Linked DNA regions of Homo sapiens: all the other regions are linked to region 2. The links are chromatin loops, found by intact Hi-C in ENCODE. Cell type or tissue: mammary epithelial cell. All regions are shown on one strand.

Region 1 (4,000 bases), 170 kb after region 2:
CTTTACTCAAAGCACCACAGTGAGGTCTGTTTTGACAATTCTATTTAACTTCCCCCGCAACAATAACTCCCTATCCTTCTATTTTACTTTATTTTCACTAGAACACAACCTCTAACAGGACAAGTATTTTTGTTGTTTTATTTACTGCACCATCCTGGCACCTATGACAATGTCTGATACACAGTAGAATGTCTTTCACATTGACATTTGTTTCACAGATATTTATTGAGCTCATACTATGTCCCAAGTCTCTATCCTCATGGAACTTACAATCTAACTGCCACTTGAATATCAGACATGCCAGGGCAATGACTGCATCTTATCCATTCCTGTATCCCCAGATATAGGATGATGTGTAGTACATGAAAGATGCCCTGTAAAGTCTTGTTGAATGAATTAATCTCCTCAACGTGGCCCCCTACAATCCAGCCAAACTGGGTTTCTCAATAATCTTGAGAATGTCCATGTTTCCTGAGACCTTTTAACTATTCTGTGCAAAAAAATGGATTTCAAATTATCTCTCTAATATCATTCACTCCTCTGTAGTGATACAATGAGATACTAAAAAGATGAGCTCTGGAGTGAAACAGATGTGGCTTCAAAACCTAGTACTAGCTGGGTACAGTGGCTCATGCCTGTAATCTCAGCACTTTGGGAGGCTGAGATGGGAGGACCGCTTGAGTCCAGGAGTATAAGACCAATTTGGACAACATAGCAAGACCTCGTCTCTACAAAAAAATTTAAAAAAATAGGTGGGCATGGTGGTGCACACCTGTGGTCCCAGTGGCTTGGGAAGCTGATGTGGATTGCTTGAGCCTGGGAAATCAAGGCTGCAGTGAGCCATGATTGCTTTCCAGCTTGGGTGACAGAATGAAACAATATGGTGAGCTAGTATTGGAACACCTGCACACATATGACACAGTGACCCCGACACTGCTACAAAAAGGCAGTTCTTAGTGACCCCCTTTGAAAATGAACTAGAATTTATGAAACTTAGCACTGTTATTTACTGCCTTTGTGAGTGTGGTTAATTAGCTTAACTTCTCTAAATCTTGGTTTTCTCACCTTTAAACAGAATTAAACAACAGTGTTCCTCTCATTAGATTGCTGTGAGGATTTAGTAAGGTAATGCATTATAAAACACTTGGTACACCAAGACCTTAATATCAATCATTAATAATATTTTTTTTAAAAAACCTTTATTTACAGTCTTATTGGATGATTCTAGTATCTCCTTTATAATGCTTGACTCAATTTGTCTTGCAGTATAAACGCTTACCTATTAATCTTCTTTCTAAATTGTATTCCTTGTGTAGAATGTGTTTATGACAGATAAGTAAGGTGGTAAGAGTAAAAGGCAGAGGTTAGGCAGGTGATGAGTCAGATCTGAACTTTGTTACTGGGTAGCTGTGTGAGTAGGAGCAACAACTTCCCTTCACTTCTGTGACCTCCACTTCCTCATCTGATAAATGGGCATGTCAATGTCTGCAGCACAGAGTTGATAGGAACATTCGACAAGATCCCATTTGGACAGAGTCTAGAACACACTTGATGGTTAATACCTATGAATGCCTGTCTCTTGACCATTTAAAATTCTTTTCATAGGATGGACTGTCCATCGAAACCAGTGGCTCTCTCCCTCCTTCCTTCTGGGATCCTGAACCTTTTACTATATCTCCTTTTTGCATTTCATGAAATCCCACTGCAATGGGAAAGCGGGATGGAAATATCTCCCAGCCTCTTGTGGATGATTGGTTTACACCTAAATCACAAAATCTGATTATAAGTTTGTAAATGTCTTTGCTTGCCGGGAGAGACCCATATTATTAATGGTCATAAAATTAAATTACCCAGTGCATTTCTATTCTGAAAGAAAAACTTATCCGTGTTCCCCAGTCAGCCTGCATAACGTAGATGTATAAACAAAAATGGGAGGAGAAAAACACCCGCCATATTTTTTATTCAGTTCCAAAACATTTTCCACACACCATATGGCAGGATTTTTTTTCCCTTCTCAAGCCTTCTTCACAGATGTAATTATAATTCCTTTCACCTTCCCCAGAGAGATCATCTTGAGTATTGTAAAGATTTTGTGAAACGTGAGACCTTACGTGGAACTTTGTTATCATGGCCATTGGTCTCTTCCTCCTTTTCAAAATTCAAGGACACTTCCTCTGCTGAGCATCTGGCCCGAGGTTTTCCCTGGGGACTATTAACGATGGGTGAAGGATAAATGTTATCATGCCCACTTTTGTATCACCATCTCTCTGGTAGGTATGCAATTCAGCTGGACCAGTGAGCTGCATGATCAACCTGAAACATGCCCCTGACCCTCTTTTTCTCTGCCTTCTTTATCATCTTTGGAGTGTTTTCTGATCCCATTTCAATGCGCACTTATGCAACATTTCCATATCACATTCTTAGCTTGAGAGACCTCAGCATGTACCTCTCATTTATGTCACACGAAGCCAAGCATGGGATTGAACACAAAGAGGCATTGGCTAAATTCTTGTCTTAGTCCGTTTGGGCTGCTGTAACTAAATATCATAAACCTGGTAGCTTATAAACAACAGAAATTTATTTATCACAGTTCTGGAGGCTGGGGAATCCAAGATTAAGTTGCTAGCAGATAAGTGTCTAGTGAGGTCCTGCTTTCTGGTGCATAGATGGCACATCCTCACTATGTTCTCACATGGACAAAGGGGTGATCTAGCTTTCTGGAGTTGTTTTAATAAGGGCACTAACCTCATTCATGAGGGCTTTGCCCTCATGGCCCCATTACTTAACAAGAGCCCCACATCCTAATACTATCACATTGGTGATTATGTTTAAACATCTGAAGTTTGAGAGGCTAAAAACATTCAGGCCATAGAACTTACCAATTTTAATTTTTCTGGTGCATAGGATTATTAATAATGATTGATTTAGATCAATCCAGAATTGTATGCAGATATGGCCAGGCATTTCTGAGAAGGCAAAGACGTCCCCACTTTTTGTTAAACACTCTTCTTGTGTTAGACTTTGTACTAAGTGTTGTGTGTACATGATCTCATTTGTGTTTCTAATAACCCTGTGAGGTGAATGTTGTCATTTTTTTCACCCAGGTGGAAACTGAGTCTCAGAGCGCTTACATGCTTGGTCAAGGTCACAAGTGGTTTCTCTGTCACAATGTTGTAATGATAACAAGAGACACAGTGACCTAGTATTAGATGCCCTGCACACATATGACACAATGACCCCTACATTGCTACAAAAAGGCAGCTCTTAGTGATCCCCTTTGAAAATAAAGTAGGACTCATGAAGCATAAGGAACTTAAACACAAGTTCCCACAGCTAGCAAATGTGTTCTTACCCAGTTCACCACACAAAATATACATCATGTCACACACCCTCTGAGTTTTAAAACATGGAAACCTAACCTCCATTTATATCCTTGTTTCTATGGGATGATGTGTTCCAAACTCCAAACATCTGAGTTACGAAGGCACTTTTGGCAGCATAACCTGTTTATGTGTTGAAGACTGTCTGTATCTTCCATGCTGATAGGGTGCGTCTGGCAAGAACAAAAATTGTCTTGTGATTTACCAGATGGCAATTCAGTTCTCCAGCTGGATTGGAGATCCCAGGGGACCCATCTCTTCTAGCAGGATTCCAGCAGTAGCACCCTATGCTGCAGCTTCACCACCAGACACAGGTCTTCCAGGGCCCAGACTGGAACCACATGTCTCCCATAGAATGAGAAGGAGTTTACCCAGGTGACAAGGTCCCATGCTTGGCGTTTTCCTTGGTAATTCCTCAATGGACACATTCAGCGTCAGAATAATCACAGCCATGTGCCTCCTCCAAAGTTTTATATTCACAAACCATTAGATCTAAAAGGTGGAAACAGTTCTGTAGAAGTCATCCAGGGAAGGGCTATGCTCAGTGGCTTACAGTAATGTTTTCAAATGTTTTTGACCACAACTTCCAGAAAGATGTACATTTTATATTGTGACCCAGT
Region 2 (4,000 bases):
CTGAGCTGCTGGCACACAGCATAAGCCCTGCCTTCAGAAGTTAATAAGCCACACGCAAGGCACCTAGCATGCGCCTGTCACACATGGGTGCTCAATATCCAATGGTCCTCTTCCTGCTTGTTTGCTTCCCTCACTGTTTGGTCAGGTCTCCGAACTAAGGCACCTTGCTGCCATATTGCCCATAGAGTTCAACCCAACTTTAATGATAATCAAGAACCATTGGGCTGAGCGCGGTGGCTGGGTGTAATCCCAGCACTTTGGGAGGCCAAGGCGGGCGGATCACGAGGTCAGGAGATGGAGACCATCCTGGCTAACATGGTGAAACCCCTTCTCAACTAAAAAAAAAAAAAAAAAGCCAGGGGTGGTGGCGGGTGCTTGTAGTCCTAGCTACTCGGGAGGCTGAGGCAGGAGAATGGCATGAACCCGGGAGGTGGAGCTTGCATTGAGCCGAGATTGTGCCACTGCACTCCAGCCTGGGCGACAGAGTGGAGACTCTGTCTCAAAAAACAAAAAAAACAAAACAAAAAAAAACAAAAACAGAATCATTGGCCAGGTGTGGTGGCTCACACTTGTAATCCCAGCACTTTGGGAGGCCGAGGTGGGTGGGTCACAAGGTCAGGAGATCGAGACCATCCTGGTCAACATGGTGAAACCCCATCTCTACTAAAAATACAAAAAATTAGATGGGCGTGGTGGCGTGTGCCTGTAATCCCAGCTACTCGGGAGGCCGAGGCAGGAGAATCGCTTGAACTAGGGAGTCGGAGGTTCCAGTGAGCCGAGATCGTGCCACTGCACTCCAGCCTGGCAACAGAGTGAGACTCCATCTAAAAAAATAAAATAAAATAAAATAAAATAAACCATTAACATTTACCAAGCATTTATCACGAGCATTTATCACGTATCAGAAATCCTTCTCAGTACTTTCTATAGATTATGTTAACTTAGCCTCCTAATATCCTCGTGAGGTGGATACTATGATATTTCCCATTTTACAGATAAATAACAAAGGGCCCAGAGAAGTTAAGTTATGCTCCAGCTAGCCAGTAGTGGAGCTGGGATCTGAACCTATAGGCTTCTGCTGTTGAGGACAGTGGGATCATGCTGCCTTCCTGCACCACTGTGAGCCTGGCCCTGTGCCGGTGATAGGAGGTGAAGGGCATAGTCCTTGACATCAAGGGGCTTTTGTTCTGGCAGTAGAGGCTGGTGGTGAGCCATCCTTGGAAGGTTTCTGGGGGTGACTGGTCAGAAAAGGAGGAGCTGCGGTCAAGCAGGTGAGGTGTTGGAGGCTGAGATCCGGGTGTCAATGTTCAAAGTTTGAATTTGTACTCTATTGAGGCAAGGGGTAACCCAGGGGTATAAGAACTGAAGACACTAGAAATACTGCATTCTCTATTTCTAAAAGTCAAAGACTGTGTGATTCTAAGACTCCACCCCTATAGCTTAGAGAGTTAATTTTTCTATAATTTCATAATTCCTACATGCTAGAATTAAAAGGTTCTATGATCTCACATTTCATTTTATTATAGAATCCACCCACAGAGCCAGAAGCAGGCTTCCCCGCATCCCCTTTGGTTATGTTTGGGAATCACTGCGGCTTTCCTTGCCTTCTGGCTGTTGCCGCTGTTGCCCTCTAGATGGCGCCCAGCCTTCTGAGCAATAGTGCAGGACACCGGCCCGGAGACTGCACAGCTCCAGAGAGCTTCGAGGGCCAAGTCTGCAGTTTGGTTGCTTCCTCCTGAAATCAACGTGGGAGTCTTAAAAGCACGGGGAGAATAGTCTACTCAGCAGGGAGCATTTCGGGATGATGCAGCCATTCATAGGAAGCATGGAGAGGCTTGGTAAGTGTCATGCCAAACAAGCACCCTGAAAGAGGATTGTCATCACTGCTTTGCAAATGAGGAAGCTGAGGCGCGGAGCGGTGAGGTAACTTGGTTCAGGCCCCAGAGTTAGTAAATGGTAGAGCAGGTCTCAAGCCCACCTCTCTTCTAGTCCGGCTTTTCACTGCAGAGGCTGCCTCCAGAAGGACACTAGGAAAGGAGTGGGGAACATAACATGGCCCCTGGCAGCCAGTGCTGTGGTGCGGAGGGCCCATGGGTCCTAAGGGCCCAGAGGAGGCAGCCCCCCTGTGGCCCCAGCTCACCAGGGGGGCTCACTAGGACCACTGCAACTTCTTCTCCAGGAGTCTTCCTGCCTTCTGGCAGTTCCTCCTCTGCACCAGTTGGCGACCTCTTTGTGATGCAATCTGACCACTTCACTCGTTCCTTAGAATCCTTCAGCAGCTTCCCATTGCCTATGCATTTCAAAATGTCTGCCTTGAAATTTAAGCCTCTATGGTCATGGACCCCCCCATATCTGCAACCTCTTTTCATACACTTTATCTACTCTTCAACCATGATCAGCTTTTGGCTTCCTCCTTTGCTTTAAGGACCCTTGTGATTATATATTAGACCCACCTGAATAATTGAGGCTAATCTGCCCATTTCAGAGCCAGCTGACTGGCAACCCTGATTCCATCTGCAACCTTAATCCCCACTTCCTGTGGAAGGCAATGTATTCACAGCTTCTGGTGATTAAGACTTGGACATCTCTAGGAGGACATTATTATGCCTAGCACCTGTTCCATGTTCTCTCTGGCCTGCATACTTTTGCCTAAAATGCCATTTCCCCCTTCCACAACTGGAAAACTCCTATTCTTTCTTAAGGATTTAGCTCCAGTGTTGCCTCCCTTGTGAATTCTCTCCTGAGAGCAGTTAGATGCTCCTCCCTCTTTTGGGTTCCTACATTACCTTGTGTGTGCGTGTGCACGTGTGCGTGCATGTGTATAACACTTCTCAGACTGTAATTTTACTATTTGTTCTCTTGATCGTGAGCTCCCGACAAGAGTAACCTGATTTACTCAGCTCTGTTTACTCAGTACCTGTTTACTGCCTGATACAGTGTTTGTGTTCAAGAAAAGTTTATTGAGTAGGAGAATGAATATAGTGAAAGCTGGAAGTTGGGAAGCCTGCTATATTTTAATTTAATTTTTCAATTTTAATTACGAATTTTGGACATCCCCTTTCTGGGACTCAGTTCTCCCACCCTGTAGAATTCATGTCAGGAATTAGAGGAACTTGGTCTCAGTTATGATTAGGCACAGCTGAGAGTGCTTACAGAGTAGCTTAAATGGGGTGAAAGCTTATTTCTTGTTCACTTGAAAGTCCACGGCTGCTAGTGGCTGGACTTGTTGCCCATGAAAGAAACCAGGAAGAGCAATTCTAAAGAGATGTCCAATAACAAAGTATCATTCTTCTAGCATTGAAGTCATCAGCCTGGTGGCTGAGATCTTTCCAAGTTTCCAGATCTTTTACCTGAGGTGGTGTGGAGGCAAGGGATGATTAGATTGACAACTAATCTCAACCCTTACCTGCCACTTACCTCCCAATCAAGTGGTGGTCATACCATTGGTCATGTGATAGCACCCAGCTCTTTCCAATTCATCCCTCCACCATCTCTATGATGTGCCCTTTGACTTCAAGGTCCAAGGAGAAACTCTAGCCATCATATCCATGTTTGTCACAGAATTATGGAGGAAGGCAGGGAGGAAAGGGCAGACGATACCCAACAAACAACTGTATCTTCAGAGAGGTTTGTGAAAGTTTCCACTCAACACCTGTGTTTGCGTCCATTCACTAGAATTAAGTCACATGGCCACACCTAGCTGCAAGGGAAGCTGAAGAATGTACCCTCTATTCTGGGCAGCTAGATTCTGTTGTTATGAAACAAGGGGAGCATGGATATTAGGGGGCCCTCTAGCAGCCTCTGCCGTAAGCTGTAATTTTCCAAGGATTAAGAAGGTGAAGAGGGGCATGCTGGCATCTTTGATGTATCATGACTCATCCTAAAGAAGTTTAGTAGTAACAGGAATGCAGTGAATCTGGAGGAAGGCAAAGGCCTTTACCTTAAGGCTGGGTGACTTTGATTGGACAGCTATTTGCATATCTACCTTTCTTCCATCCTC
Region 3 (4,000 bases), 590 kb after region 2:
ATAAATACTGTTATTAATAATCATATAGCTCCTTTTGGGTGCCATAACCCCTCCAAGCATGGCTCCCACTGAATGAGGCTGTCAGGCTCCATGCTAAATGCTTATCTCATTTAATCATTACCACAACCTTATTAGTGTAAATATTACTTCCTAATGAGATTATATGCTCCAAAAGAGAGTAACCTATTCATTGCCATTAGACTAGATATTTGGTTCAGAGAAGATGCTCAAAACATAAGTTCTGGGTAAACTGTTGGATCCTCATTTGCAAAATAAGGACACTGAGACTCGGACACTGAGAATGGTGCATGTGAGGTTCCTGGTAAGGCTTACTGTGTTTCTTCCCAAAATGTGTGATGACAGGTTTGGGCTCAAACTTATTTGACTCCAAAGTCTATTTTTCACATCCACTAAGCTCACTGACTTGAAAATAATTAGTGTATATTCACACTTCAAAAAATGATGTCGCTGGATCAGAAGACCATTTTACTGGGAGCAAGCTGTGGGGGCAAAGGAAACTCATTTTCACATCCCCACCCTCAATAATTATGTTTATCCAGATGGAATGTACTGCATCAACAGGATAAGACTTTATATAGAAAATAAGTTGCTGGATGGAATAGCTTTGCAAGTCGGGTGGGAGGGTGTTTTTTTCCCTCTCTAGCTTGGAAGGTGTTTATGAATAGACATGAGATGGATTATCAGGGATTGGGATGTATTATGGGAATCCCCAGATAGTTTAGCACCAGAAGTTATTGCCACCTAAGAAAGTGATAGTGGAATTGAAAGGGAAGACTACGGAGACATTTTGATAAAACTATATTTATAGAGTATATTAATTTTCTATTGCTATGCAACACATTCCCACACATGTAATAGCTTAAAATATACATATTTATTGTCTCACTGCTTCTGTAGATGTCCAGAAGCAGAGTGACTGGATACTTCACTCAGGATCTCATCAGACTGAAATTAACGGGTCATCTAGGGCTGTGGTTGTCATTTGGGCTTGGTGTTCTCTTCTAAGTTCATTGGCTGTTGGCAGAATTTCCTTTCTTGTGGTCATTCCTGCTAGCTGTCAGCAGGGACACCTGTCAGCATCTAGAAGCCACTCATGGATCCTTGCTACATATCCTCCATAGGCAGTTCACAATCTGGGTGTTTGCTTCCTTTTAGGCTAGCTGGAGCACATCTCTCAGACTTCCTTTTTTATAGCCAGTGAAAACGTGTTTTTCAAAGCTAACATGGTTTAGCTGCCCCACCCAAGATAATAATCCCCCTTTTGTCATATAATATAATGTAATCACAAGAGTGATATCTTATTATATACACAAGTTCTACCCACACTCAAAGTAGAAGGAATTCTACATGGCCAGGGGGCATTAGGTGTCATATCAGAATTCTGCCTACCACATAGGTTAAGAATACATGGCCCAGAGGGACAAACAGACTTGACTTGTGTAGGGCACAGGGCTTACTAGAGGTAGAATTGAATTAATAGAAATTCACTTGGCTCCAATTTCATTTCTCTACTTTTGGTCTCTCTGAATCAAATGTTTCAAAGTTCTGTATCTAAAACTCTGTCACTCTGATTTATAATGCTTTAAGATACATTTGGTGGCAAGTGACAGAAACCCAAACCAAATTGTTTAAAATAGAAAGGAAAGCGATTGGTTTGTAGAGTTAAGTATGTGTTGAAGACTTCAGAAACCTCTGGATCCATTCCATGTTTCCTTCCTTCCCAGTCGGACTTCTTCATTGCAGTGGCAAAGGTCATTTTCAGAACTCCAGGTTTGAATCCTACCAGCTAAATATGCCCATTATCACTATTTTGATTTTAGGAGTACTTTTTAATAATGGGTCCAGCAAACATTCTGGATTTGACTCTCTGGGACCAGTGGGTATCAATCTCCATGCCTATACCAATCACGGTGACCAGTGGGATAGAACACCCTGACTGGCCAACCTTGGTCATGTGCCCTAGAGCCAGGGGATAGGAGCAGCACCTCTAGAACAAAATGAAGTGAGAAACTTAGAAGGGTGGTTTCCTAAAGGAAAATAAAGGTACTGACAGCAGAAGAGGGAAATGGACATGAGGAGGCACGTGCTAAAAATAACCTAAGTAGGGCTCCCCCTCGTGGAGTGTGGCAGAGCTTGAGAGAAATGATAGGAGCTGCCTGTTAGAAAGAGGAGTTAGGAGGGAATGAGTTGAAGTGGAATAGATTGATCATTAAGCCACCTAAAGCAGTGTTTAACACAGAAATAAAGAGAGAAGCAGTACACCAGCCTTGATGAGTTTGAATACCTGGTTCAAGCTGTGGGTCCATCATTACAAAGGGTTATCCTTCTATGAGCCATTCTTTGTCCCCAAGCCTCTATGTCACCTCTATAAAGGGGCTACCTGGTGTGCCTACCTCATCTTTCCATCATCACAAAAAGTGAGATTGCTAAAAAAACAAGACAAAACAAAACAAAAACCAAAAAGTCAGAGCAAAACAAGGAAGATACTATCTGAGATTTCAAGAGAACTTGCATATACTGAATTATTAATTCAAGTAGAATATTGAACGAATTTGCAATAGGGATGTTCCTTGAGCTTCGGCAAACAGGATAATATTTTTTCAACACCTTTCCTAAAACCTTTTTTTGGAAGTTGTATGTCACCAGGGCAAAGCCCTGGGCAAGCGCAGGCTTAACGAAGCTAGAACTTTAGCAACATGGAAAGGAGAGGGAGGAGAGAGAGAGAAAGCTGGGCATGTCTAACAAAATCATTTTGCACACTCTCGTGTCCAAACACATCCATGTTCACAGCTGGGAGAGCCTGATGGGAGACTAAGAAGGGTCCAAATCCTGGTCAAGGAGTTAGTAGGTAGAAGCATGCCTCCAGAGATTCGGTATGTTTGCTGAAGAACCAGAGCCGATAGCTGGGAATACCAAGAGCAAGGTTCACATATGCAAATAATCGTCATGAAAGAAAGTGAAGAATGCCACAGAGTTAGAGGAGAATGGATAACTTAAAGACTGAAGGCTTGAGAAAAAACTTCTGTTTATTGAATACATTTGTATTGGGCTTTTCCCATGTAAAGGGCTAGGTAGCTTAGCGGCCATGTTTGGCTTCTATAGCAGGGTGGCCTCAGTTCGAATTTTGGTTCTGACATATGATAGTGGGCAATTTGTTCAGCCTCTCTGTGCCTCAACTTTCTTCATCTGAATATGGAGGTAATAATCATAATGACAATAATGACATCATAGGGGTGTTAAAAGGATTAGATGAATTAACATTTGTGAAGTACATAGAGCAGTTCCTGGGACATAGGGCATAGTTCACACAAATACACTGTGTCTTCATGTACCAAGCTCTCACCATGAAAATATCTTTTATGCCTTTGAGTTTTAGTTCTAGCTGGGGTAACATATATAAAACAAATAATGTCACTGATAATTGTTGAATTACAGTGATGATACATGTTGTGACAGGGACATTCAGGGTTGTGAGAGAAATGAGAGCCTTGTTCTGGGGGTCAGGGAAGTGACATTTACACAGATACTCAAAGGGTAAGTAGGACTTGGCTAGGAGTGGAAAGCAAGCACAAAGCCTAGAGGCAGAAAGGAACTTGGTAAACTCTAGTGATTGGAAGACAGCCAGTGTGACTGGAGTAGAGAGAGGGGACATGATATTAGAGGGAAGGTTAAGGCCAGATCATGCACAGCTTTGTACACTTCATGTAAAAATGTGCTTTATCCTAACTGAAGTGGTCACGGATAAAGCACATGAACTAAATGTTTAAGGAAGGGTAAGATTTGGTCATGCAGAAATGATGGGCTGCTAGGGAGAAAAAGACCTGGGAATAAAGGGACCAGCATGCACAGAGAAAAGGAAGCTGGGAATGAAGAAGCAGTGAGCGGTTCATTTTTGCTAGCATAGAAGGTACAGGGTGATAACTAGGTATAAATAAATTTGTAAAACAAAAAAACAAAAAAAACAAAAAAACCCACAAAA
Region 4 (4,000 bases), 380 kb before region 2:
TCCTCCCACTCATCCTCCTCCTCACATCGGAAGGACTTTTCTGAAACTCACCTTTGAGGATGCTGATGCCACCTCCCCTTTCCGGAAGCTCATTCTCATCGACAGGATTCTGTGTCCTCCGGCCCAACTCACCTGTGAGTGCCATGGCCATTGGCCTGGGGCCTCATGCTGGCGGGTTTTATTCTTCCTTCCCACTGACATCTCATGCCTGCAGGTCTCAGGGGAATGTGGCATAACCAGGCAGAATGGGGCAGAGGTCGAGTGAGGGACATGCGCTCACCATTCTGGGCTCTGCGCACTAATGACTCCCACGTGTCTTGGCTCATGGTTCAGAGAATGCCTTTTTTTTCAGCACGTCTCCATCATCCCCATATGCTTTGGGGCACATTTCTCCTTGGGAAATGCTTTGTTTGGGCAGGTAACAAGTTCCCTGATCGGGGATGACGGCACGCAGAGGCTGAAGGATGAAGACAGAAGTCAGGTGCTGGGAGCTGGATTTGGAAGGGACCATGTTTAAGGTCCTCTTGGGTCCTGTGAATCTGAGTGTATTTGTGGTTCCCTTATTTCTACAGGCCTTTCCCCTTGCAGCATTAAGTGGGGCTTTCCTTTGCTGATCGGAGCCCAAAGATGGGGAATTTGTTGGCTGGAATGACTGCCTCACACTCTCTCTGGCTCCCCCCTGTCCCCAGTCACACATTTGCTCTGCATCTTGAAGTCAGAGGAATGCTTCTCAGATAATAATCTGGCCATGTCATTTTCTTCTTCAGAAGCTGGCAGAGGGCCCACTGTGCTCATGTTTGGAGTCTTTTGCATGATCAGGCCCCCACTGCGTTGCTGGCCACACTGCACTCTTAAGGTGTCCCCGCATTGGGGTCATTGCACGCAGAGACCTGTAGCTCTCCTGCCCATCCTCATGCTCTTCTCTTGGCTAACACACCCTGGTCCTTCAGGTCCCAGTTCAGATATCACCTCCTCCAGAAGCCTTTCCTAACACCAGAGACCGGGTCCAGGGCCCTGCTAGGTGCCTGTCTACCTCTGTCCCAGCCCTTATCAACCTGAATTGTAATCCTCATGAATCTGTCTCCTTCACTGATGGAGGGCTCTTTGCGGACATCTTGGTGTCTCCAGCATCTAACACAGAGTTGGACCTCAGGGTCCCAGGCCTGACCCTGCCGTTCACTGGCTCCAGTGGCCACTCTCAGTTATCTGAGGTTAGTGTGTGAAACAAAATCCCTACCTGATGCAAGGCAAAATGAGGTACAAGGCCGGGCATGGTGGCTCATGCCTATAATCCCAGCACTTTGGGAGGCCGAGGGTGGTGGATCACCTAAAGTCAGGAGTTTGAGACCAGCCTGGCCAACATCGTGAAACCCCATCTCTACTAAAAATACAAAAATTAGCTGGGTGTGGCAGCACGTGCCTGTAGCCCCAGCTACTTGGGAGGCTGAGGCAGGAGAATTGCTTGAACTCAGGAGGCAGATGTTGCAGTGAGCCAAGAGTGCACCACTGCACTCCAGCCTGGGTGACAGAGCAAACTCCATCTCAAAAAACAAAAAAAAAAAACACAAAAAACCAAAAAAAAAAACCAAAAAAAACCCCAAAACCCACCATGGTACAAACCATTGTAACATAAGGTAATGTAGGCATATACTTAACCATTTTCAGAGCTCTCCATTATCTTGTGACATCTCAGTACCCGTCCCCTGAGCTAGGCTGGGCTGGGGTTATTATTTCCATCTCCGTCTGAGAGAACTGATGCTCTGAGAGTGGAAGTGACTTGTAGCACATCTGGCAAGAGGCAGGAGGAGCTGGTGCAAAGCTGGCCTCTGACCTCCTGCTACTGTAAAGAGCTTGAGTGACCAGGGAAGGTGTCTCCGGGAGGCAGCATTTCTGCTGTGCTTCGAAGTCTGGGAGGGACTGGAAAGAGGAGACAGGGGCAGGCAGGGAGGTGTCAGGAGGGAGAGGGGCAGCCTGAGGTGGGAAACTGGGATGAGAGAAGAACTGGGTGCTCCTGGCCTCTCAGAGCCTGGGCAAGGAGGCTCAAGAGTTAGGTTGGGACTAGATCCTGGTGACCTCTGGAAGCCAGACCGAGGATTGAACTTAATCCCTAGGCTACAGAAAGCTGTCGAAGGCATTTGAGCAGGAAAGAGGCCTCGCCCCAAAGGAGGATGAATGAGGGGGCTGGGAGGCCACTGAGAAGGTGGTAGCGACGTCCATGCAGGAGACGGTGCGCTGGTGGGTGGCAGCGAGCTGGAATGGAGGACATACCTACCACCTCTCTTTGTCCTCTGTCTGACTTTGGCGGGGGTTCCCCAGGATGCATTCGCATTCGGCCAGTGGTCTCTGCCTCAGAGGCGGCAGCTGGTGGGTGGCCCTCCTTCAGAGGGTCGGGGGCTGCTGTCAGGGGTGCTCGGTTGGGAGAATGGGGGGAGGGGAGAGGGGCTGCTGGAGGTGCGAGCAGCGGCTGCTGCCTCTGACTTCCACAGGGGGTCAGTGTAACATTAAAGTTCCTCCCGACTGCTCTGCCCTATGCAACTCCAATGGAGGCCCTTTGGCTCAGGAATCTGGGTCAGCTGGTTATATTTGGAATCCTTGGTGGGCAAGCACAAGGCCAGGTGGGCTGGGGGATTCTGAGCCACTTGAGAATCAATTTTGTTTGTTTTCCTTTTGGTTTTGTTTTTAGAGTTTCAGAAGAATCCAAGAATGCCAGGGACTGATTTGTAAACACATGTCTGTAACATGCAGCGGACAGAGCCCCTTCTTCCTAAAGCCCCCCAGTAGGCTTGAAGCCATTCTTGTCAGAGACCCCTCTGCCTCTGTCTTCATCTGGGAAGATGGTTTCCACCTAGAGGGCAAATGACAGATTCCAGGGCCCTAGGAGGTCTCAAAGTTTGGTTAGATTATCCTGCACATTTTACAACTTTATTGCTTGGTGGTGAGAAAGTTGAGAAACTGAGACCAGACAGGGTAGTCTAATTTGCTGAAGGCCTTGTAGTAAGTTGGTGGTGAATTCAGGTTAGAATCTTGGTCTACTAACCCCCCAAATGGCTCTCCTAACCCCCAATGTCTCTCTGATTTCAGTGGAACCAGCCTGGGATGACAATGTCACCTTCAGCAAAGAACACTCAGATTTACATAATCAGCTGTCATTTACACAGCAGTTCCCATCCACTTTCTCAGTGGACACTCAGTAAGCTTCCTAGAATGGGTGCTTTTCTCTTGTGGAAACTGAGGCCGAGAAGAAGTTGAGGGACTCCCCAGCCAGTCAGGCTTCCTGACCTCAAGCAGGGAGTTTCTTGGAAGATGTCAGTTGTCCCAAACTCTAGTGCATACCAGAATCTCTTGGGAGATCTTGTATGAAATATGGGTCCCTGAGCCCCACCTCCAGGGGTTCTGTTTCACTAGGCTTGGGGTAGGGCCTGGAGATCTGCTTTCTAGACAACGCCCCAAGGACTTCTGAAGCAGGTTGTTGGCAGATCATACTTGGAGATGACTGTGACCTCGCCCGGGGCTTCTCAGACTTTAGCGTGTATAGCCAACACCTGGGCATCAAGTTCAAAAAAACAGAGGCTGGTGAGGTTCCAGAGAAAAAGGAACACTTATACACTGTTGGTGGGAGTGTAAATTAGTTCAACCATTGTGGATAGCAGTGTGGCGATTCCTCAAAGAGCTAAAAACAGAATTACCATTTGACACAGCAATCCCATTACTGGGTGTATTAGTCTGTTCTTGCATTGCTATAAAGAAATACCTGAGGCTGGGTAGTTTATAAGGAAAAGAGGTTTAACTGGCTTATGGTTCTGCAGCCTGTACAGGAAGCATGGTGCTGGCATCTGCTCAGCTTCTGAAGAGGACTCAGGAAACTTATAGTCATGGTGGAAGGTAAAGTGGGAGTGAGGCATCTCACATAGAGGGAAACAAGGGCAAGAGAGAGTGAGGGGGGAGGTGCCACACACTTTTAAATAACCAGATCTCACAAGAACCCAGTCACGATCGTGAG
Region 5 (4,000 bases), 560 kb before region 2:
GGCTTGAAGGGCTTGGTGACTGACTGGATCTGGGGGATAAGGGGAAAAGCTACAGTGACACACCCTTGCCCAGGCATTTTTTTTTTTTTTTTTTTTTTTTTTAGATGGAGTCTTAACTCTGTCCTCCAGGCTAGAGTGCAGTGGCGTGATCTTGGCTTACTGCAACCTCAGCTTCCCAGGTTCAGGTGATTCTCTTACCTCAGCCTCCTGAGCAGCTGGGATTACAGTTGCCCGCCACCAAAAAAGCCTGGCTAATTTTTGTATTTTTAGTGGAGACAGCGTTTCACCATGTTGGCCAGGCTGGTCTTGAACACCTGACCTCAGGTGATTTGCCGGCCTCTCAAAGTGCTGGGATTACAGACATGAGCCACTGTGCCTGGCCCTTGCCCAGGTTTTGAACATGAGCAGCTGTGGGGTGGTGCAATTTATTGAATTTTGTTGGGGGAAAAGGAAAAAGAGGAAATGTTTTTGGGTGGAGGGAGAGGGAAGATGATACCTTCAGTTGGCACATGTTGGGTTTGAGGGCCTGTGAGCTTCAGTGAGTAGAGTCTAGGATGTGGTTGGGTGTATGAATTAAAGCTTGAATTAGAGGAAGTATAGATTCATTCCTTAACCAACTACTGAGTGTGGCCTTGGGAATGCGTGCTGGGAATGCAGGGCTGAACGTTGTCCTGCTTCTATGGTGCTCTCAGTGTGGGAGGGGATAGATGTTAAAAAAAATATATGTCGTGATTGATGCCGTGATAGAGGTGAGCCCAGGGTTCCGTGCTGTGACAAAAGCAAGGTGTGATCAGCTCTGCCTGGGCGTGGAATGGGGAGGGCTTGTCAGACAAGGAGTCCTGCGAGTTGGGTGAGGACGCTTTGCCTAGCAGAGAGAACAGCACGTAAAGGTACAGAGCCTGGCACATTTTAAGGTGATCCTAGAGGAGAGTGGTCCTGTTAGCATGTGCCACAGAAGCTTAATTGCTCATCTTTTTTTGGAAGGGGGACTTTGGGAAGGGTTAACGTGTATCAAGTACTTACTGTGTTCTAGGTGGTAGAGTCTCCATGGATGTCGGATCAGAGCTTTGCTAAAGGCGGCATCTTCCTGGGATTTCCCATAGGTCTGACTGGAGAGGCACCAAAACCCAACATGTCAGTCCTATGAATGCAGCTGTCTCTCAGGGATAGCTGTGTCCCAGGCGCACTCCCAGAGATCAGTGCAGCAGTCAGATGCCAGCTCTGGATTTTTGCTCAGGGTGTGGCCCTCTTTGTGGTGAAACCTTCCTGGGTGTGTAGGATCAGCGTGTTCCCTCCCTGAAGGCAGGCCTGCCTAGGAAGCTAAGTCAAGGTCAGATGGTTAGCAGAAAACTGGAGCCAGAGTCCTTGGTTTTGCCCTGGTGAGACGGATCCAGATCTGCGACACAGATTGACTCACTGTTGGGCAGGGCAAGGTATTGAATCTTTAGGGCCCAGGGACCCCTCACGTGGATGGACTCTGCCAATATCTTTCTGGGCTCCCACCACCCTTTTTAAAGGTGCATGCTTTAGCTACTTTATTGTCTTCAATCTGGCCTTTGAGCTGCTCTGTGTCTTTAAGGCAGTTAATACTGGGAAGTCCTGCAGATCAAATATGCCAACAGATATGATCTGTTTGGCTTACAGTATTTTTTAAAGTGTGAATTAGTTGCCAGTATGTAAAAAATTGAATTTCATGCAGAAGTCTGGATTTCCACCTTCTGTTTAAAACCTAGGAGATTGGCAGCCCTGGGTATCATCTTGCTGGATTGAGGCTACCCCTCCCCTTAGATGGGCTTGGTGCTCCAGCTTGGCCACAGGAGTCCCCACCAGGCCTGCCTACTTTTTCTTTTCTCTATGTAGAACTTGCTTTAAGGTAACTAAAAAAAAAAAAAAATTCAGTTTTATTGGTGTATAAATTACATACAACACAGTGCTTCAATTTTAAGTGTATATAGTTCGGTGACTACCTCTCCCATTGATTATGTGACGATTTCAAAGTTGAGCCCCTAGAGGGCAATCTTACACCTCTTTCCAGGTTTTCTGGGGCATTGCACTGGTGCTGCCTGGCACCTTGTCTCCTAGTGCATTGCTAGGTGCTTTAGTTACCTTTGTCTCCCTCTTTACCTTCATCCCAGGAAGCTGTGCTTCACTAGGGCAGCTCTGTCTGACTGCAAAATCTTTCTTCTTTCTCCCAAACTAAGTTGCTTTCTTGGTTTAGCTGCAGAAAGGCTATTCTGAGGGTCTTCTGACAAAATGCTAATTGTTACATGTTAAAAAAAAAAAGTAATAATTATAACAACTGTCATTTGTTGAGTTCCACCATATTCCAGGAGCAGTGCAAGATTGTTTTAAATAGCTTGTCTCTGGTCCACAATCACAAGTCACCCCTATTTTGTAGCTGAGGAGGCACAGGCTCAGAGAGATGGAATTACTTGCCATGGCCAAGGGGCAGTTGATATGGGATAATTTGGTAATTATATTGTGTTATTTGATAACACAGCCCAGAGAGGGATGTGTTCAGCTGTTCCTGAGTGGGGCACTAGGGGTGCAGGTAGCAAAGCTTCCTGGAGGGGAGCTTAATTAGCTTTGGCAGGATGAATGGGTGTTTGTCAGGTAGAGGTGGGGGTGAGGCGGGGGTAGGGTGGGGAAGGGCATTTTAGGTAGAAGGAATAGCACGAGCAAAGGTGTAGAGGCATGAAACAGTCTGGCTTCGGGAGAGAACTGAAAGTGAGGCTACTGAGTGGAGATGGAGAGGGTGATGGTTTCCCGTGAGAGATGAGACTGAAGCTGTCGGCAGGGCCCTCTGATCTGGTAGGCCCTAAGACCTAGGACCTGGAATGCCTGGGAAGGAGTTTCACCGTTTTTTATTTTTTTATTTTTTCCTTTTTTTTAAAAATTATACTTTGTTTTAGGGTACATGTGCACAACATGCAGGTTTGTTACATATGTATACATGTGCCATGTTGGTGTGCTGCACCCATTAACTTGTCATTTACATTAGGTATATCTCCTAATGCTATCCCTCCCCCCTCCCCCCACCCCACAACAGGCCCTGGTGTGTGATGTTCCCCTTCCTGTGTCCAAGTGTTCTCATTGTTCAATTCCCACCTATGAGTGAGAACACGCAGTGTTTGGTTTTCTGTCCTTGTGATAGTTTGCTGAGAATGATGGTTTCCAGCTTCATCCATGTCCCTACAAAGGACATGAATTCATCCTTTTTTATGGCTGCATAGTATTCCATGGTGTATATGTGCCACATTTTCTTAATCCAGTGTGTCATTGTTGGATATTTGGGTTGGTTTTATCTTGAAAGTCAGTGTTTTTAAACTTTGCCCTGAGAAGTCTTGGCAAGACATTCCGTTTTTTCCACACTTATCGGAACAGCTCTGCTTCATTGGTTTTGTTTGCTTAGGTTTCAGTGACATATCTTTTGGAGAGAGGATTTCTTGGCCAAAGAAATTAGTAGTCCACTGCTGTTGGTGGGGACCGTTGAAGGTATTTGAACAGGAGCACAGCTTGGCTAGAGTCCAGAAGCTCAGAGTTGAATTGACTGGAGCCAGGCTGGAGGCAGGCAGGGGACCAGTTAATGTCACACGAATTCTGACGCTTAATCTCCTACCTGCAAAATGTGATTCTGTTTGTGTTCAGCCATTGTATATGTCTACTTTGAAGATATCTGGCCCCATTTCCTTCCTCCTCCAGCTCCACTGAGCTAAGAGAACAGCTTAGAATTAATATTTAAATTTTGTTCTCTTTTAGACTGATTGAGGAGTTGAAGCTGTCTTTGAAGAGCAAAGAAGCTTTAATTCAGTGCCTTAAAGAGGAGAAATCTCAGATGGCATGTCCTGATGAGAATGTGTCATCTGGAGAGCTCCGAGGACTTTGTGCTGCTCCAAGGGAAGAAAAGGAGAGAGAAACTGAGGTGAGGTGACAGGACATGAAGAGGGGGCTTTAATTAGCCAACCAGACTCCTCTGTGGGAGATGGAATGCGCATTCGGT
Region 6 (4,000 bases), 410 kb after region 2:
CAGTCCCTGCCTTCGTGGAGTTTATAATCCAAAGGGTGGGGACGTGTAAAAAGGAAATATGAAATAAATTAGGGATTCTATGCCTTGAAAGAAAATCAGGAGCTAGAAGTACTCATCTTGGAAGCACAAAATCATAGATTTGTGGTCTCATGGAATCTTAAGCTTATAGAATCAAATCATCCCAGGAGAAAAAAATACTAGGAATTAGAAATGAATATTTATCAAGTCTCTGGAGGATGGGGTGGCTGTATAAGCTTAGAAGTGATAGAAGAAATCACAAAGGAAAATACATAAAGCAAACTGGAAAAATACCCACAGCCAATATGACAAAGGATTACTATCTTTATTATGTAAAGAGCGCATGCAAATCAATTAAATTCACTAAGACCCAGTAGATAAGTGAGCAGAGGGCAAGAACAGACAATTCTCAAAAGAGGAAATACATGCAACTGGTTAACAAACACAAGAAAAAAAAACGTTCACTCTCTCTAATAATCAAAGAAAGGCTTATTAAAACCATGAGATAACATTTTTTGCCTATTGAATTAGCAAAGTTTAAACAAAAACAAGAGGATGTCAATGCTTTTGAGAATGGGATGATATAAAGAATCTCACGCATTGCTGGTAGACATGTCAACTAGGGCGACCGTTCTGGAAAACAATTTGGCAATATGCATGAAGACTCTTAAAATAAGATATAATTTTAGTAATTTAATTTCTGGGATTTTTTTTCTAAAGAAAAAAATCCAAAAATAGAAAAAAGATACATGCATGAAGATTTTTTTTTTTTTTTGTGGAGTATTATTTATAGTAGCTAACGCAGGGTGTGGGGTGGACATGGGGAGGCGCGCAAGAAAAAGCGAACTGAGGGGTACAGTTATCCATTTAAGGAAACATTTCATGGCCATTTAAAAACATGTTTGTGAAATTCTTATGCTCTGTACTAAAGTTAAGTGAAGAAGGAGGACAGAAAAAGAAATTGCATATTCAGTACGATCGTGTTCACAGGGAGACGATCATACACGCGCTGACTTAAAGATTTCCAGGTTGTCAGATAGATAAGAACATCCATAGAGCTGTTGCATGAAATGGTTTGGGGCCAGGGACTTGGACTGGGCCATCTTGCTGGTTCCTCCCCTAAGGTTAGAGATTTGGTGAAGAAATAAGAAGCAGTCCCAGGCTTCCTTGGAGAACTTAATGCTTTAAAGCTGTATAATTTTAAGAAACCTGACGGGCTTGACTCCTCCATTTTACAAATGAGGAAACTGAGAACCAAAATGGTTTGGTAACTTGTTCGAGGTGGCACAGATTTGGGGCAAAGCTGGGACTGGAATTTAGACCTTCTGAATTCAAACCAGTGCAGCCTCCAGTCTCAATGTGCCTATGCCTGAGTGGGTAAACATTTGCATTTATTTGGTGGCGGTGGCGGGGGGACAGGGGGCATTTGTGCTACATCTATACACTTGTGCCTGTGGATGTACACAGCCTGCATGTGTATTCAGCTGACAAGTAACCAACCATCGCGATTTGCTTGAGATTGTCCGGATTTTATCAGTCAGGCTGGGACTGTTGCTCACTCTGAATGTGTGTGTGTTTCACCCTGTTTCGTGAGCACGCGCTTTGGGGACATCCTGTGCATCTCTTGATATGTCTGGGTTTGTTTTTCTGCTCCAAAGAGGCTGCCCTTTGGCTCCAGCCAGTCCGTCTGCTCCACAACATCTCCCTCCGTCCCTGGGCCAGGCTTTTCCTGTTTTGCTGGCTGGAGGAAGAGAAGCTCGCGGGAAGCCCCAGGGTCTGGTTCCCATAGGCCGGTGTTCCTTTGCAGGCAGCCACCACGGCACCATCCAGCCGGCTTTTTGGAAGCAGGTCAACGTCCCTCCCAGCAGATCACCCAGCCTAGCTCAACCCAGAAGTAGATGTGTTTTCTTTCACCACGCGCTCGCCTCTTGCATCTCGCGGCTTAATTGGCACTAATGGGGGTGGAGGCCGCCTTTGGACGGCTTCCCGCAGCTGCCCTCTGCTGGTCGGTAGCCGCATTGGCGGCTGGAGCCTGGGGACCTGGAACTGTGGTTTCCGCCTCAGAGCCTGTGGGCCTGGAGACGCGTGTTGGCCACAGCCGCCCTGAGACTTTGGGAGGGTTATGATAAAAGACCTTATTACCAGTCCAGGCACACCTAACAGCCCCAATGTCTCCCTCCTTGAATAAACAGATACAAAAATGCCCTCATTGTGTCTGCTGGAAAAGCAGGGGTTATTCAATAATTAGCCTGTGTGAGCTGGGTGTGGTGGCAGGTGCCTGTAATCCCAGCTACTCTGAAGGCTGAAGTGGGAAGATCACAGGAGACCAAGAGTTCAAGTCCAGCTTGGGCAACATAGCAAGACCTCGTCTTTAAAAAATAAATAAAATAAAATTAGCCTTTCACTTCTTTGGGCTGCAACTTTATCATCCGTAAAATGGGCAGTGCAATGGCATCTATCCCATTAGGTCCTTAACCAGGAGTGGTGGTGTACACCTGTAATTCCAGAAGTTTGGGAGGCCAAGGCAGGCAGGTCACCTGAGGTCAGGAGTTTGAGACCAGCCTGGCCAGCATGGTGAAACCCTGTCTCTACTAAAAATACAAAGATTAGCTGGGTGTGGTGGTGGGCACCTGTAATCTTAGCTACTTGGGAGGCTGAGGCAGGAGAATTGCTTGAACCTGGGAGGCGGAGGTGGCAGTGAGCCGAGATTGTGCCATTGCACTCCAGCCTGGGCCACAGAGGGAGATGCCATCTCAAAAAAAAAAAAAAAAAAAAGAAAGAAAAGAAAAGAAAAGAAAAAACCAAAACGACAACAACAACAAAAAACATTAACCTGTAGTCCCAGGTGGTGTACCTGTAGTCTTGGGAGGCTGAGGTGGGAGGATTGCTTAAGTCCAGGAGGCCAAGGCTGCAGTGAGCTGTGATCATGTCACTGCACTTCAGCCTGGGTGACAGAGTGAGACCCTCTCTCAGACAAAAAAAGAAAGAAGGAAAGAAAGGAAGAGAGAAAGAGAGAGAGAGAAAGAAAAGAAAAGAAAAGAGAAACACATTAGGTCCTTGCGAGGCTTAGTGCAGAATGTCTGTAAGGAACCTCACCCTCACCTCACCTGCCACACAAGGAATACCAAAAAAAGGTGTCTGTTATTATCAACAATGATGCTGTTCTCATTGCAGTGGGAGCCAGTGATGACACGAGCGGGTCTTTTCTATAGCATCATGGTGGAAGGCCACGTGGAGGAAATGCTTTCCAAGCTGGCTTCTGCTGGATTGCTAGGATTTAACAAATATTTGTGTACTATTGCAATGTGCCAACTATTGTCCAAGAAATTATAGGGGTATAGAAGTGAATAATTTGCTGTTCCCAAGTCAGAATAACTGCACTAAACTTGAAATAATGTAAAGAACTTTTATATTCAACTGAAGCATATTTTTAAAATAATGATAACCGTCTCATGTTTGTCCAGTGTGTTTCAGGTCTGAGTCCTGTTCCAGGCTCCTCAGAGAGATAATGGATGTGAGCACTATAGAAAATAGACAGCTTTCTGCAAAATTAAGGTGATTCATATTGAGGGGTGAAGTTTGTCTATATCCCTCATTGACTAAACAAATCGTTTGTGCCTGTTAGATTGATAAAGACGATCACAGAGCCATAGCACTGTGGGCCTTCAGAGCTAGAAGATACTTTATCTGCTTCTATTTCCATTCATTGCTGTCTGCAGAATACCTGTCAGGTGGGAATCTATGCTCTGTTTGAATGCTTCTGGGGATGGGGCACTCACTTCTACCCTAAGTAGAGGTCTATCTGTCTTTACATAAGCAGATACATTGAGTGTTCTGTTTTCTCTCTTACTGGCTAAATCCAGACAAGTTATGTTAATTTTGCCCCTAAATATCTCTCAGCATCCTCATCAGTACTGCCTCTGTACAAATATCACTTCCATTGCAATTATAGTCATTTTCTAATTAGACTGCTAGCTTAAGC
Region 7 (4,000 bases), 510 kb before region 2:
ACTGATTTCCTTCATTGCTACCTTCTAATCCTCAGACTCATTTGAATTTCATCAGTTGTCTCAATAACACCCTTTGTAGTGAAAGGATCCTATTCAGGATCATGCCTTGCATTTAATAGTCTTGATTCTTTAGTCTTTAGTTTGGAACAGTTCTAAAATCTTTCCTTGACTTTCATAACCTTGACACTTTTGAAGTGCCTGGGCCAGTTATACCATAGAATGTCCCTTCAGTTTGGGTTGTTTGTCTGGTGTTTTCTTGCTGATTAGATTCAGTTTATGCATCTTTGGCAGGAATATCACAGTAGCGATGCTATGTTCTTCTCATTGTGTCCTGTCTGATGGTACACAGTTGGATTTGCCCCATTACTGGCCATGCTAACTTTGATAACTTTATCAAGATAGTGTCTGCCAGGTGTCTTGACTGTCTAGTTATGCTTTTTTCCCTTTGTATTTAATAAGTATTTTGGGGGAGGTGTTTTGAGTCTATGTAAACATCTTGACTTTTACCTACTAGTTTTAGCATCCTTTTGTGTTTCTTGGCTGAATTATTTATTACTGTGATGGTTGGCGAAGGGTGATTTTTCTAATTCCATTATTCTTTTTACATTTATTAGTCATCATCATTTTTCTATAAAGAAAAACCTACTCTTTTTCCCTCCTATTCATATCAATATGGATTTATGAATTCCTGTTTTATTTGGTGGGTTATAATCTGTTACTATCAGTTATTATCAGTGGGTTATAAACCATTACTCATTATTTCAATGCTCAAATCATCCCAGATTTGGCTTGTGGGAGCCTTTCCAAACTGGGTCTGTGTGTCCTTTTGACAACATTCCATCATTATTTAAGCATTTCTTTAAAAATTTTTTCAGCTTTGAGTTATAATTGACAAATTAAAATTGCATGTATTTAAGGTACACTAGATATTTGGATATATATATACATTGTGAAATGATCACCATAATCAAATTAATTGGCATATCGATCATCTCACATTGTTACCTTTTTTTGTGTGATGAAAAAACCTAAAATCTACCCTCCTGGCACATTTCAAGTGTAAAATACAGTATTTTTTGTTTGTTTGTTTGTTATTTCAGGGTCTTGCTCTGTTGCCCAGGCTTCAGTGCAGTGGTATGATCCTAGCTCATTGCAGTCTCAAACTTCTGGGCTCAAGGGATCCTCCTGTCTTAGCCTCCCAAATAGCTGGGACTATAGGTGCATGCCACCATATCCAGCGAATGTTTTTATCTTTTACTTTTTTGTAGAGGCGGGGGTCTCACTATGTTGCCCAGGCTGGTCTTGAACTCCGGGCCTCAAGTGATTTTCCCGCCTTGGCCTCCCACAGAGCTGGGATTATAGGTGTGAGCCGCTGTGCCTGGCCAGGGTATTGTTACATATAGTCATCATGCTGTATATTACATCTCTGGAATTTATTCATCTTGCGTAACTAAAACTTTGTTCCCTTTCACCAACATCTCCCATATCCTCATCCCTCCAGCCCCTGGCAACCACTGTTCTATAAGCACTTCCTCATTTTTTGGCACAATAAAATGCTATACACATATCTTTTATTGTTCCTGATTTTCCTTGTCCTAATACGGGAATCAGCCATTTCTCCAGGTATCCCTGGTTCCTTACAGTATGCAATTTATCTTTCATCTGCTCTGTAACTCCATAAGGCAGTGGTAATTGTCCACCAGTTTTACAGGTGAGAATACCAAGGCTCCTAGTAAGTAACTTCCCAGAGTCTCAGAACTGGTAGGTGGCAGAACCAAATTTTGAACATTAAAAAATTTCACATTTGTGAATGTGAATTCATAAAATGACATCCACATTTCATAAATGAGGAGACTGAAGCTCATAGAGTTTTGTTAAGCTACTTACCCAAGATCATACCTCCAGTAAGTGGCAGAGATCCAACTCAGATTTCTTCATCATCACTGTGTTCTGGATGCCTCCCAAGAATACCTCAGTTGACCTCTTCTACTTGACTGTAACTAAATCCCTAGTCCCCAGTACTTGCCAGGTTTTGGTTTGTGAATTTCTCTTCTTTGGAGCAACAGTGAATATGGAAAGATATTTTTTTTGTAGTGTTTTAAAAACGATGAACAGCAGCTCTGAGGGATGACAGACTCATGATGGGCTAATCCCATAGCTGGTGCGTCTTCCTAGCAGCTGTTGGAAGCAGTATTGGAAGCTCAGCTCTCTGCTTTGTTCTGGGATGAGTGATGGGCAGTCATTCCCCACTCCTCCTGAAGGTGGTGCTCTCTGACTGTGGCCTGAGCCAGAGCCAGGCACAGGGCCTCTCTCACCTTCGTTTGATTTTAAAAACTGGGACTAGCTACATATGTTTGCATAATATAAGGATGTACTCTTTCAAAATTCTTTCCTTAATGTCAAATGCCCATTGTCATTTCCAGGAAAAGAAACAATCATCAGACTATGAAGAGCTGATTCAGGTCTTAAAGAAAGAGCAGGACATCTATACCCATCTGGTCAAATCTCTGCAGGAATCAGACAGGTAAGCGTTTCTGTCTGGACATCACACATGTGAATGCGAACACACACACATGCACGCGCATACACGCACACACCCTTTCAATCAGTGCTGATCTCTAAGGCAGCAAAGCCCTGCCAGTTTGCTTATGGAGCTTATAAAGCTTGGGTGGCGACTGCCCTATTTGATAGTCACATATACCTGTTTTCTATCAAGAATTGTCTGATTTTTGGCAACAAAATTGATTACTCAGGTTTTAAAATCATGATTACTCAGGTTTTAAAAATACTTTATTATATATTTAGAAAGTGCTTCTATGTGTATTATCTCATATGATCCTCACAGCCTTTCTGTGAAGTAATAATAATGCTATCCCTGTGTTTTCTATAAGGTCATGAAAACTAAGATAGGGTAAGTGACTTGCTCAAAGTCACACAGATGTCAAGTGACAGAACCCTGGGACTCAAGCAAGTCTCCCTATCTCTGCAGAATTGCTGAAATGAGTTGCTGCCAGCAAGGTGTGGTGGGGAGAGCCAACTCTAGGATAGAGGCCTTGTTCTAGCCCTGACTCTCCCACTTTCTAGCTCTGTGTCCACAGGCAAGTGCTGCTCTGGGCCTCTGTCCATGTGTCTGTACACACAGGGTTGGCCTCAGGGACTTCTCAGAATTGAGAAGTCCTTTTTTTTTTTTTTTTTGAGATGGAGTCTTGCTCTGTTGCCCAGGCTGGAGTGCAGTGGCAGGATCTCGGCTCACTGCAACCTCCGCCTCCCGGGTTCAAGCGATTCTCCTGCCTCAGCCTCCCAAGTAGTTGGGACTACAGGCACATACCACCACGCCCGGCTAATTTTTTGCATTTTTAGTAGAGATGGTGTTTCACCATGTTAGCCAGGATGGTCTTGATCTCCTGACCTCAGGATCCACCCACCTCCGCCTCCCAAAGTGCTGGGATTACAAGTGTTGGTCACCTCTCTCTACACAGTGGGATGGGTACAGCTGAAAGGATATGATGTCTGGGATTCATTTCCAAACAGTGCAGAAGCTGAGGACGTGGGTGGGAATATCAAAAGAACAAGATTGGCCCTGGCTCTCTGATTGTTGGGGCTGGGGTATGTGTAGATGGGGGAGAGGTTCATTACAGTAGTTTTTTTTTTTTCCTTTTGTATATGTCTAAAATTTTCTATAATGAAAAGTTAAAAAAGAATCACCCCTCATTTCTCCCTCTCATATGTCCTCTGCTCTTACCATAGTGAGCTCTTTATCGTTCCCTGGGCTGTGTGTTCCTGCCTGTACCTTCACCTGTGTTTCCTACCCTTCTATTCCCAACCTTTCCCCTACTTTGTCTCCTCCCAGTCCTTTAGAATTTAGCTTGAATGTTACATTTGTCAGGCAGCCCAGCTAATCCCCAAAACAGTTGCCTCTCTGTGTTTCTGCCCTGCGTGGGGAGGTCACCTTCTGTAGCCGTCTGTGCCTGCTCTGCCTCCTCACCTGTGTTGGAGCTCC

What was found. A loop is a pair of places that touch in the nucleus more often than their neighbours do. Peaks named below come from ENCODE experiments on the same cell type or tissue, not always from the same donor. Only the 100,000 strongest peaks of a DNase experiment are listed, where the experiment ranks them.
Region 1: it touches region 2 in a loop (2.5-fold over the local background); 6 of 110 quality-filtered maps call a loop at or near these places.
Region 3: a loop joins it to region 2, with 8 times the contacts of the local background. A loop is called at or near these places in 4 of 110 quality-filtered maps.
Region 4: a loop joins it to region 2, with 9 times the contacts of the local background. A loop is called at or near these places in 19 of 110 quality-filtered maps.
Region 5: it touches region 2 in a loop (8-fold over the local background); 7 of 110 quality-filtered maps call a loop at or near these places.
Region 6: a loop joins it to region 2, with 9 times the contacts of the local background. A loop is called at or near these places in 71 of 110 quality-filtered maps.
Region 7: a loop joins it to region 2, with 13 times the contacts of the local background. A loop is called at or near these places in 31 of 110 quality-filtered maps.

What each region holds. Positions count from the first base shown.
Region 1 is chr9:119,793,021-119,797,020 of GRCh38, reverse strand. No RefSeq gene overlaps it. Among named protein-coding and RNA genes, the nearest start is that of LINC01613, 140 kb to the left of the region's middle. In mammary epithelial cell, no CTCF peak of the experiment used is centred here; no DNase peak of the experiment used is centred here.
Region 2 is chr9:119,966,932-119,970,931 of GRCh38, reverse strand. It overlaps LOC107987122 (a long non-coding RNA gene), which reads left to right and starts at 1,387. Exons shown (of 3, transcript XR_001746919.2): 1 at 1,387-1,838. RefSeq lists an enhancer at 2,070-2,570. In mammary epithelial cell, a CTCF peak has its summit at 1,628 (motif pointing right); no DNase peak of the experiment used is centred here.
Region 3 is chr9:119,374,195-119,378,194 of GRCh38, reverse strand. No RefSeq gene overlaps it. Among named protein-coding and RNA genes, the nearest start is that of BRINP1, 6.8 kb to the right of the region's middle. In mammary epithelial cell, a CTCF peak has its summit at 2,137 (motif pointing left); no DNase peak of the experiment used is centred here.
Region 4 is chr9:120,347,541-120,351,540 of GRCh38, reverse strand. All of the region lies in intron 2 of LOC105376253 (a long non-coding RNA gene), which reads left to right. Among named protein-coding and RNA genes, the nearest start is that of MIR147A, 100 kb to the right of the region's middle. In mammary epithelial cell, a CTCF peak has its summit at 2,471 (motif pointing right); no DNase peak of the experiment used is centred here.
Region 5 is chr9:120,529,900-120,533,899 of GRCh38, reverse strand. CDK5RAP2 (CDK5 regulatory subunit associated protein 2) reads left to right here. Exons shown (of 38, transcript NM_018249.6): 8 at 3,760-3,922. Among named protein-coding and RNA genes, the nearest start is that of CDK5RAP2, 48 kb to the left of the region's middle. In mammary epithelial cell, a CTCF peak has its summit at 2,027 (motif pointing right); DNase peaks (open chromatin) are centred at 1,259 and 2,019; H3K27ac peaks cover 1,971 bases.
Region 6 is chr9:119,554,263-119,558,262 of GRCh38, reverse strand. No RefSeq gene overlaps it. Among named protein-coding and RNA genes, the nearest start is that of BRINP1, 190 kb to the right of the region's middle. RefSeq lists enhancers at 1,835-1,884, 1,835-2,355. In mammary epithelial cell, a CTCF peak has its summit at 2,017 (motif pointing left); no DNase peak of the experiment used is centred here; H3K4me3 peaks cover 211 bases.
Region 7 is chr9:120,475,874-120,479,873 of GRCh38, reverse strand. It overlaps CDK5RAP2 (CDK5 regulatory subunit associated protein 2), which reads left to right. Exons shown (of 38, transcript NM_018249.6): 15 at 2,424-2,524. Among named protein-coding and RNA genes, the nearest start is that of CDK5RAP2, 100 kb to the left of the region's middle. In mammary epithelial cell, a CTCF peak has its summit at 2,258 (motif pointing right); DNase peaks (open chromatin) are centred at 1,953 and 2,243.